2 separate regions of the Homo sapiens genome follow, and region 1 is linked to region 2. A link is an interaction called in ENCODE POLR2A ChIA-PET data of the cell type or tissue named here. Cell type or tissue: MCF 10A. All regions are shown on one strand. Links, peaks and the distances in the headings refer to the core of each region. The heading gives the core; the rest is flanking DNA.

Evidence for each region. Peaks named below come from ENCODE experiments on the same cell type or tissue, not always from the same donor. Only the 100,000 strongest peaks of a DNase experiment are listed, where the experiment ranks them.
Region 1: POLR2A ChIA-PET joins it to region 2 with 7 read pairs; 2 of 35 experiments call an interaction of 5 or more read pairs at or near these places.

The regions. Positions count from the first base shown.
Region 1 is chr6:88,442,579-88,446,578 of GRCh38, reverse strand. It overlaps LOC105377885 (a long non-coding RNA gene), which reads left to right and starts at 3,660. Exons shown (of 6, transcript XR_007059669.1): 1 at 3,660-3,737. In MCF 10A, for the core only: no CTCF peak of the experiment used is centred there; no DNase peak of the experiment used is centred there.
Region 2 is chr6:88,000,847-88,009,024 of GRCh38, reverse strand. No RefSeq gene overlaps it. Among named protein-coding and RNA genes, the nearest start is that of SPACA1, 43 kb to the left of the region's middle. In MCF 10A, for the core only: no CTCF peak of the experiment used is centred there; a DNase peak (open chromatin) is centred at 4,074.

The DNA.
Region 1 (4,000 bases), core at 1-4,000, 440 kb before region 2:
TGAGCAGTGAGGATGGAGAAAATTGCAGTAATTTTTTAAAATTTGGAGTTATAGATTTTTGGAAAAGTCAAGAAGCAATGATTTTTGCTGCACCATAGCTGCTTCTAAAACCAAACCAAAACAAAACAATTAACTTTGCAATGACCTTACACCAACTTTCCATAGATCTAAAACCCAAGGTGGCTGTCATAGGATCATGTTTTTTGAATATGTTTTCAAAGTAATTAACTAGCCCAAGCAGTCATGACCCAAGTGCAAGTGGAATGCTGGGCTCATAAACAATGTGCTGGTTGAGGAAGCAAAAGTCCCTTAGGGACCCGTGGCACTAACTTAGTCTATGATCTTGGACAATTCACTTAACTTTTTGAAAATCTTCCTTTCTATTTCCAAATGGGGATAAGATTAGTGTCCAAGAGGTATTAATCTCAGGAGTCTTTAGTTCTTGATAGGCAAGACATAAATTATGACATTAGGCTAAAGCAAATTCTCTCTTTATTAGAAATAGATCGTCTATGTATTTAGAGTTAACCCATCTTATTCTGAAATAAAGGGTTTTATGTCAGTTTTCAAAATATGTACTATAAGACTTTACTTTTGTAAGTTAAAAAAAGTCAAGGTGAGTGGACAATAAGTAGTAAGAAAAATAAGAGACGCACAGAAAAAATAAGTAGAAAAAGCCATGATGAAAAATAAGAGTGGGATTAATGCACAGAAAGTATGTCCTGAGAAGCAATCCACTTGCTACAGATGGACTGAAAATCTGACTCTGAGATTTCTAACTCAGATAGGAGAACAGGATCAGTTAAATGATTCATGAGATCCATAAGTAAAAACAAACCAGCTGCTCAAAAGCATAACTATTCCTGGTACAAAGATCAGAGGGAAATTTCCTGTTCTAAACAATGACACTCAGCTGATGAAGGGAAGCAGGCACAACAGTTCAGTAAGTGATACAAAATTTTCCCTTTTAACATTTTTGAGTCTTTTTTGTAGTGTCTTTGCCCCCATTCTATTTTTCAATAAGAAAAGGTTGGCAATAGGCTAGATTGGTCAAAGACTTTGATAGGTGAAAATAATTTTTAGGGGGAATTTGAAAGAAACAGCTAGGGAGTGGCAAAGAAACACATCGAGAAGGAACAGGTCAAGAGTACAGAAATGACAAGTTTTCAGGCCAAGGCAAGGACAAATTAGGAAGTTAGAAGCCATCTGGACAGATGGAGTGTGGTGCCAAAGCCCTAAAGTAGCAGAGCCTGAGTTTTATGTAGAAGATAAAGAAAATGAGCTAATCATTGCAACTATGTGATATTATAATTATAGTGAGTAAATTTATTTTAATAGAAATATTCAATAGCATTTTTTGCATTTTTATTTCACTTATACTATTTCTAGAAAAAAAATTATATATTTAATTATTCTGAATTGGGCCTGAAAGAACTTCTACATTGAGACTACAATTAGCTTTGGCCTTAGTCCATTACAAAGGAAGTAAAGGCAATTGGAAAATGACCAAATGATGTAAACAGGCAACTTAAAAGACAGAAAATTTGTATTTGTGTGGTCAATACACGTAAAATATTCTTTTTTTTACGGGTAATTATAAATGCACATTGAATCAGCAATGATATACTAGTTTCATCTATCATTTAAAATCACACAGCGGCTTTAATTTTAAATGATAATACACAGCATTGGCTCTCTCATTCTCAGCTGGTGGCAGGGTAAGCTGACACAATCTTTGTACAGTTTGGCAATATATACCAAATCTTTAACAACCAGCACACACTTTAATTTAGCAATTTCACTTCTAAGAATTTATTCATAGAATATAACTAAGGGCAATGCCAAAGATGTTCACTGCAGAATTTTTCAGTGATATTTAAAAATACAAAGGCTAAAAAACCAACAATTAGAAATTTGTTCATTAAATTATAATTCATGCATATGATAGAGTACTATGCATTCATAAAAACGGCAGATGTCACAGAAATTTTGGCCTGGGAAGATACTCATAACATCTTGTTTTGTGCCAAAAGCAGGTTACACCAAGATGTATTGTAAAGCTATAGTTGATCAAGATAGTGTGTTATTGACTTAGATATAAGTTTAGGCAAATAGATTGGTGGAATGAAATAGAGACCAGAAATAGATGCAGATATATACAGTCAGTTAATTTTTAACAAAGGCACAAAGCATTTGAAAGGGAAAAGAAAACCCTTTCAACAAACAATCCTAGAAAAACTAGACATCCATGTGAGAAAATAAATGTACCCTAGCCCCTACCTCACACCATAAACCAAAAAAGTAATTCAAAATTGATCATAGACCTAAACATAAAAGCAAAAATTATAAAGCTTCTAAAAGAAAACAAGGATAATATCTTTGCAATTTTGGGAGAGGCAAAAATGTCTTAGCTAAGTCACAAAAGCACTAACCATAAAACATAAAATTGGTAAATTAGACATTATCAAAATTTATTCTCATAAAAACACACCACTAAAGAAATGAAAAGGTGCACCACAGACTGGGATCAAAGGTTTGCAACCCAAATAGCTGACAAAATACTTGTAATCAGAATAAACAAACAATGCCAACAATTCAATATTGAAAAACCAAATAACCCAATTAAAATAAACAAGGAGATACTTTGCAAAAGAAGATACTTCCCAAATACTAGTGGATATTTCACAAAAGAAGATAATGTAAATGACCAATAAACACATGAAAAAGGTGCTCAATAACATTAGACATTGGGGAAATGCAACTTAAAACTTCAGTGAAAGATTACTACATACTTACGAGATTGCTGCAACTTGAAAATGGGAAGTTAAATGTTGGTGAGTACATATAGTAACTGAAACTCTAATAAATTGCTGGTGGAAGTGTAAAATGATACTATCACTTCAGAAAATCATTTGGCAATTTTAAAAATAAGATCAAATATATATCTAGCCTGTGATGTGCAATTAAACTCCTTAGTTTTTACCCAAGATAAATGAAGACATACACCCATGAAAAAAAAGACTTGTACAAAGATGTTAACAACAGCTTTATTCGTATTAGCTCTAAACTCTGAAGACAACCTAAAGTCTGTAAATAGGTAAATTAATTAACAATTTGTGGTATATTCATACAGTAGAATACTAGGCAGCAATAAGAAGGAATGAACAACATTTAGCAACAAGAATGAATCTTTAGTGATACTGCTGAGTAAGAAAAGCAAGACAGAAAAAAGTACATACTGTCTGATTCAATTTATAAGAAGTACAATAACAAATGAAAATGATTATATGGTGAAAAACCACAAACAGTGGTTGCTGCTGGGGAGGTGGGCAGGGATTGACTGAAAGAGGTCATGAGAAAGCTTTTTGGACAGACATAAATACTTTGTGATTAGTGATGGTTGCATATGACATTTGTCAAAACTCATCAATGTACACACAAAATCTGTGCATTTTATTTGTGGCAACATTTCTAAGAAGGTCACCATTAATCCCTGCCTCTTGGTATTTCAAACTCTCTCACATTCATTGTTGGTCTGGGTGACCCTGAGGATACAGCAGAAATGGTGTATGTAACTTCTGACATTGGGTAATGGAAGACACCATGGCTTCCGTTTTGATCTTGCTTTCATGCTCTTCCTCTTTTGGATCACTTGCTCTGGGGAAGCCAGCTGCCATGTCCTGAAGATACTAAGGCAACCGTGTGCAGAGGAACTAAAATACCGAGTTCAACAACAGGTGAGTAGGGAAAACCAAAAACCAGGGCAGGGAGCTTGGAAATGGCTAGTCCGGTCTTCAGATGACTGTAGCTTGGCTTACCTCTTCACTGCAACTTCATGGGAGATCCAGCACCAGAACCACTCAACCGAGCCACTCTCAGGTTCCTGATCCACATGAACTTTGTGAGTTAAAAAATGTTTGTGTTTTTTAAGTTGCTAAAATTTGGGGTACTTTTTAATGCAGTAGTAGAAAATTGATGCCCTTTGTATATAAATTCCTTA
Region 2 (8,178 bases), core at 2,465-6,464:
GATTTGTTTTCTTCATCAGTTACCTCTCACTTTCTCTGGAAATGATTTATCTTTCCTACCTGATTTTTGAGTAGAGGAAACATTATGACATTAATTGGTCACCAGTTAAACAGTGACTCATGATTTATGTAAGGAATATAGAGCTTTTCCGGAAGACTACATTTCCCTTTGCCAGTGTTACAGAAAAACATTTCGTCTCACATATAGAAGATCAAAACTCGGAAAGGGAACAAGCATTTAAAAATCCAGTGCCTGTGGGGAGGAAAATGTATCCAAAGAGATAATCCCTCAGGCACTTACTCTCTCTTATTCACCAAGAAAAGAATGCACACGACTGAAAATATATGAGAAAACTGAAAGAAGCAGGAGCTGGAGAAAGCCGGAACAGAATAGCTGTTGTCTAGAAAAGAGCAGTTGGTTCTTGGTTGGTAAAAATACCAATCGCATTCCAGTGGTATGTGACTTAGTAGAACCAAAATAAGTGACATACTGGTCCAGAGAGAAAACTGCCCCAGGTCTAAGGTATTAGGAGAAATGAAGAGCTACAGAATGTATTCAATGAAACATGACTTTCATTTGCATTTTCCCCTTGATTTGACTTTGTACTTCACACTTCCAGCCTTCTACACATTAAACAATGAAATGAACTTATTTCTAGACCCTCACTCAGCAATCCACACAAAATCTATCTCAGGCAGTGCCCAGCAGAAACCAACCTGTATAAAAGCCCAGAAAACCCCAGCAAGATTTTTCCCATTTTTTATCCCACAACCCTCCTCACCTTTCTCAGTCCATACATTGTTATAGCCTCATTAAGAATAGTCTTGAGTAAAACCTACACTTTCATATTTTTCTCCAAGAAACCACTAGAGCAAAACTCATATAAAGAAGAATCAAGCAGTCTTTTCAGATAAACGTATTAGAAAAAGGCAGTTTCTATGTTCACTCATTCATTCCACATTGTTTTAGCAGTACCTACTCATTTCCAGCCTCTGTGCCAGGTGCTGGGGATTTAGAGGAACGATGTGATCTGGCTGTCAACCTAGATGAAGAGACAGGACACACAGTACATTGTAGTTAGGGTACCTCACAGATAGGAACACCAATCTAGGATAGCACAAACATAGAAGTTTTAAAACTTTATTATCTAGAATATGCTGTTGCATGATTTGTTGATGGTGTTTCTCGCAAATAAACGGGTTACAAATGCAACACTGTGGGCTCTGGCCAGTGCTGCAACCCTCCCCCTGTCTATAATTCTGAGGTTACTTCTGGACAAACTGTAAGTAGTCTTTGTTGTCTGGGGTGGCTTAAAGGGATCTGAGGGATGCTCCTTTACAGTAAAGAGATGTTCTCTTTACTTGAGCAGTTTCCAGGTGAGCAAACCTTTGACTCAATTGTCAAAGCCTCTTACTAAGCCCCTCTAAATATAAGGACCTTTTTTTTTTTTTTTTACAGAGTCTCACTCTGTCACCCAGGCTGGACTGCAGTGGCGCGATCTCGGCTCACTGCAAGCTCCACCTCCCGGGTTCCCGCCATTCTCCTGCCTCAGCCTCCCGAGTAGCTGGGACTACAAGCGCCCACCACCACGCCCGGCTAATTTGTTATATTTTTAGTAGAGATGGGATTTCACCTGTGTTAGCCAGGATGATCTCGATTTCCTGACCTCGTGATCCGCCTGCCTCGGCCTCCCAGAGTGCTGGGATTACAGGCGTGAGCCACCATGCCCGGCCAATGATCTTTTTTTTTTTTTTTTTTTTTTTTTAAAAAAAAAAAAAGCTGTTTGGTGGGGGAACTCTCAAATCAAATCAAATAAGAAAAAAATGCACACGAATATTTAACATTGAATGTATTCTCATTTGTATCATATGCCAAAGGAGGTATCACAGGAGATGAGCAAGACGCCAAGTTTTCCCTTTCGTTAAACTTGCAAGAGTCCTGTAAATGGCAACTCTTGAGCACAGAGGAGAGGGTTTTCTCTTCATTTCCTAAATAGTTTTTCCTTCTGTTAGGCTTTCAAAGTGGAGAACGTAATCGCTACCAGTGCTATCCCCCATTTCCCAAGCATTGGCTCCTTCGCCCCTGGAGGGAGGAGGAGCCTGGCGGGAGAGGAGGGGAAGCAGCGGAAGGGTCTCATTCAGCTTCTCCTCCGGGAACCTTCCTCCTGCTGCCGGGATGGCAGGCGTGGCAAATAGAGGTATTCTGCTGCCTCTTCACCACCTTTTCATTCTACTCTCCCTGCCTTGCAAAAAGTCACAGAAGGTCACCAAGCACATAATCCATCATGGCGTTTTGACAGAATACCCGCAGCCCTGCTGAGGGAAGACATGAGGTCATTAAGGGCTTTCAACGCAGACGAGGAGGAACCAGATTATATATGAGCCAAATTACTTATCTCTTGGCCATGAGGGATATTAACGTTGAAATGAATTTCCTAAAGGCTATTGCAGAATCGTCCTGTCTGGGCCCCTTGAGAAGAGAAGGGGTAGTGTCTGTCTAATGCTAGATGGGGGGAGAAGAGCTTGGGAGGAAATGGCATAGCCCCCACTTTTTCTTCCAGCCTTAGACTTCTATTAAACTTCTGTTAGATACTGGCTACAAAGTGCTTTTTGGAAAGTATTAGATTTGAAGTGAAACAAATTGCTGGTCATTTACTTACACTTTGATCGCCTTTGGGTATACACCAATTGTTGATGACAAATAACAAAATTAATGGAAATCGTCACTGAAGAGAAATCTCTACCTACCTTTCCTCTCCCTGTAGGCTTCCATAACTGAGAGAAACAGTTACCAGATTCTGCTGGGGAAAATACAGTTAAGGCATAAAACCAAGAAGAAATGATGTTGTAAGTCAGTGACCCTGTTTTATCTCCTAAACAACCACAACCACACTCAACATTTCAATCGACTTAAGTGAAAACGTGAATTGGGCCCCTAGTTCTCATTGATTAATCACACTGGGAGACAAATCAGCCAAGAAACCAATTGAATTAAAAGGCTGAACAAGATAAATAAAACCTGGGAACAATCCTTTAACACAGACAGCTATGACTCAGTTATGAACGCTCAGCACAAAATGATCCTGAGGAGAGAGAAATGACAGTTATCATTATTATCGTTAACATTATTAGTTGCTATTATTACATTTTATTAAAAACTCATAAAAAATAGATGTGCCATTGTAAAAATTATGTCAAGAACTTAAAACATAGCTAGAGAAAAAAGAAAATTTCAGGTTTTCATGATTGTGCTTAAATTAATGTTTAATACATCCTGCTAACTTAATTTTTTTTTTTTCGCTTGTGACTCATCTAAAAGACTAAAAGGATTTTTACATTTTCAGAACAGGAAGATAAAGAAATCAGGATGCTGCAGCAAAATAAGCAACATTCTAGTTGATAATTATCTATCACACAGTATAGTAACTTTTAATTAATTTGGTCACAGTTTAATTAAAACTTAAGTTTTATTTGATCAGATCTCCAGGAAGCTAGTGATTCGCATTTGCATTGTGCTTAGAATGCACATTTTCTTCACCTCCTGTTATCACCAGGTAATTCAGTAATGATTGCCTGCGACTAAGCTAGGCCTCCATATCGGTCACAAAATTTATCACCTCACTATAGAGTGACCTCTGCTTGAATCTCCTTAGGTTGCTCTAACTTGTTTTATTCATGAGGCACTCTTGTTCCAGGAGGCCAAATACAGTGATCAGCGGCAAAGGTCAGCACCTGTCTTTAGATAGTCTCATAAGTCAGTGGCTCTACAAGGGGTTATTCCACAGCATTATACATTCTGGACTGAATGTACAGGAAAAACAAGGAAACAAGGAAAAGCAAGGCATTTCCCTTTCCCTTAAAAAGGCTGTGATCTGTTTTAGGAAATCATGTTCATCTCTTATCCCCTCACAAGGGCCTCCAGCCAGTCTTGCTGCCTTCTAGCTCCTACTCCCTCCTACCACAGATCTCCCCAGCACCCTTCAATCTGATCAACATCTTTCTACAACCACTTTGATTCTGTCACTCTCCTCAGGAAAGCCGAGTCCAAATTCTTCAATCACCAGATTGCACAACATTGTGGCTGCATTACATAAATCTCTTCTGCAGCCTCACCCCTAATGCCTCACAATGAAGCTGGCTCTGGCCATCGTCCCCACCTGAGCCACCACCTCCCCTCTCTGTTTAGTCACATTCCACCTGTACTTCAAGCTCCAGTTCGCCTCCACAAACTTGCCAGAATATCCTAGCCCTTAGCTCTTTCTCCCTTTCCTATTCATGGGACTTTCTGCGTCAGCAAAGATTTCATTTAGCAATCAACCTTCCAAATTAGATCACTGGCTTCCTGAGCAGAGGCCAGGATTTACACCTTCTTGGTTATCCCCAGGCCCTACCCCAGCATTATTTTTCCTCAACAATTGTTAGTACGTCATGATGGACAGTGATAAAAGTGGTAAAGAATTGATGGTGTAATACCTTAAAACATTTTTAATATGTCAACATGCACAATCATTATATATTAAAATTACTTACATCTTGCCTCTCCCTACTATACTATATTTTCCCCAAGAGTCTAGATCAGGTTGTCTACTTTTTTGCTTTATTCCAAATGCCTAGCATAGCACTGCACACACATTGTAGAGATTTATTAAATAGTTGCTGGTTTAATTTAATTAATTTGATATAGCTGACACAAATATCTACAAAACCAAATATAAATATCTGTGCCACCACTAAATACTATAAGTTAATTGCTATTCTTCAGCAATTTTAGTACATTGTCCTTGTACTGACACTTCACTTCTCAGTCTAATGGGTTATTTATTTAATTAATAGCTATTGCCCATTAGGATCCATTAACATATCAAATTGTTTTTTCTGAGTCTTGCCAAAAAATAAATTGTACATGTTACTCTATGACTCTTGATTGTATTATTTTAACATCTCTTTGATGATCTACGAGTCCCTAATTAAGATAACAGATTAAATATACAAAACATTAAGTTTATAACTCCTTTGTGAAGGCAAACCTAAATATGAATTTGCTGATATTTTAATTTTTTTTCTAAAGTAAATCAAGGTAAAGTAAATCAATTTGATTTTGTAGGACTTTGTCGTGCATAAACAACAAATACACAAATGCACAGACACACTTGGGCTAATTCAAGTTGGGTTTCCAGGAGTTTCTGTGATTTAGTTTCAGGTTGTTTATTTGCCCCTTAGAATTCTTCTTGGTTGTTGCTTCTGGCACATCAGAAGATGACTTTGGGTAATATGTCCTTCTTAGCTGTAATAAAGTGCTGTGTTGGAATCAAATCGGCTTCTACTTCCTACAAACTGTCCATGCTCCATTGAGATGGGAAGCTGCTAAGAAAACAGAAAGCTAAATAGCAGCAGGCAAAATAAATCAATGTTCAAGCCTACCTAGTAAGCAAGTGAACCAAGCCGTTGCCATGAATGTGGGCAGACTGAACTTAAAATGGCTGCTATGAGACACTTGGAAGAATCTGATGTCGTTTGCCCTATTTCTTAGATTTCACACACTGAAAGACTTCCTTTTATCTTGAAGCAAACAAAATAGACAAACATGAACAAAAGTAGACCATGGTCTTATTTTTATATGAGACTTAAATGCAGTCCATGGTCAGGTATCTTGCCATCTCTGTTTTACTTAGGACCAGATCGTTTAATGAAATTATTGAATTATTAAAGAAGCACTTCTCACCAGCCCATCCGTCATTGTATAGGGATTTATATTTCACAAACAAAATCAATAGTCTCGTGAGGACATTGCTGCTTATATTGCAGAGTAACACCATCTGTCAACACTGAAACTTGGGAATTTTTTCTATGACTTGCTATGGAAGCATCTTATATGCAGAGACCTTTAAAAAAAACTTTCTACGAGTGCCTCTTAACTACACCAAATTTGACATGTTTAATACTCCAAAAAAAAGGGCATAAATAAGGAAACTCACTGTAACATTCTCAGCAGTCAAAGCCAGAAAGGATGCATAGTATTCTTACCATCTGGGCCAGCCACAGGTAGGAAATGTCCACTGCAGAAAACTGCAGAATCTCATTCTTCAAAGGACCAACCCACATGCCTCTACCCACACCCACACACATACATGCATGTGCACGCTCTATGTGCAGAATCAAGACTATAGATGAAAGGTCCAAGGGTACATAATCACATTACACATCACCAGTTTATTTTCTTACTCCAATGCCAAAAACCATAAGGAGATGTATATCCCTCAGTAGGTGCAGAGAAGGTGACTTGGGAGATAGAATTTTTGCTGAAGAAGTGATGTGCAAGGTCGGAGCCAGTTCTGGTTGTAAAAATTCTCAAAATGGCAGGTGCTGTCCACAGAGGTTTTTGTCAAAGACCACTTGATGACAAGTTCTTTAAATTCTACTGTGTCATTCAAGATAAGAGTGTCAGATGTTTTGGGCATTAGGTTTGCACAGCTCATCCCTATGAAAACATTTTCTACTTTTTCAACCAAGGAAGTAGGTTAAAGAGATTCTCAGGAAAGAATTCTTGGAAAAGAATTTCTTTGCTCCATTGATAATTTGTGGAAACCACTTTAGCTATTAGAGCACTGCGGCTTCAGATGGGTTTTAACAGATATTCCGAAATCTCTTCATTTTGTTTTTTTGTTTTGTTTTGTTTGAGACGGAGTCTTGCTCTGTCGCCAGGCTGGAGTGCAGTGGCGCCATCTCAGCTCACTGCAACCTCTGCCTCCCAGGCTCAAGCAATTCTCCTGTCTCAGCCTCCCGAGTAGCTGAGATTACAGGCACGTGCCATTACACCCAGCTAATTTTTGTATATTTAGTAGAGATGGGGTTTCATCATGTTGGCCAGGATGGTCTCGATCTCCCAACCTCGTGATCCGCCTGCCTCTGACCTCCCAAAGTGCTGGGATTACAGGCATGAGCCACTGCACCAGGCCCTTGTTTTTTTTGTTTGTTTTTAATATTAATGGATGCAGGGTCTCACTATGTTGCCCAGGCCAGTCTTGAAACAAAATCTCTTCTAACAAAATACAAGTGTATAGGGTAAGATGGTGTCCATCCTCTAAACTTAGTCATTATACTTCTGTCTTTAAAGAAAAAAAAGACTTAACGTTCTCAAACTACTCAGACCTAGTCAGTACACTGTACCAATGTTAGTTAGCTGTAAATTATTCATTCTTTTTTTTTTTTTTTTTTGAGATGGAGTTTTGCTCTTGTCGCCCAGGCTAGAGCGCAGTGGTGGCGTGATCTTGGCTCACTGCAACCTCCACCTCCTGGGTTCAAGCGATTCTCCTGCCTCAGCGTCCCAAGTAGCTGGAACTACAGGCACGTGCCACCATGCCCGGCTAATTCTGTATTTTTAGTAGAGACAGGGTTTCACCATGTTGGCCAGGCTGGTCTCCAACTCCCGACCTCAGGTGATCCGCCTGCCTCGGCCTCGCAAAGTGCTGGGATTACAGGCATGAGCCACTGCGCCTGGCCAGATTATTCATTCTTAATGGATGTCTACACTGTGTCAAGGCACTATTCCAGATCTGATAACACAGTAATAAGCAAAACAGACACAATACATGCCTTTGCGGAGCTTCATTCTGGTTGGGGAAATGGACAAGTACATTAATAAATAAATAAAAGACTGTCTGACATTGACAAATACTACAAATACAATGAAACAGGCTAATGAGGCAATGGCATTCTGAATTCAGATAACACAAACAGACAATAAAATTTCTTTGAGAAAAAAATCCATGTCCTACTTATCCTTCTTAAGACCCCTGGTATCTAATGCAATGCTTGATATTTGGTAGATGTGCACTTTTTTTGCAGTTGAATTAATTCTAAATGCAAAAATAAATAAATAAATAAATAAATAAATAAATAAGACATCGCTGAAGCAAGAACTTTGAAATAAAGGATTAGAAATTCACCAATAATGCTTAAACTCTTTTGCAGTCAAATTTCTAATACAAATGGCAACCTGCACAGGAAAAGCACTCAGAACTGCTCTCTGCCAAAGGATGGAGCTTCCATCCTTCTGATCAGAGCACTGCACAAAATGCTCCTAGTCTGTCTTAACTGATATACTCTGCTCCCTGGAAGGAAGGGGGTACTGGCTTCACTTTGATTCAGATTTATTATGGCAGGACATACAATTGCTTCA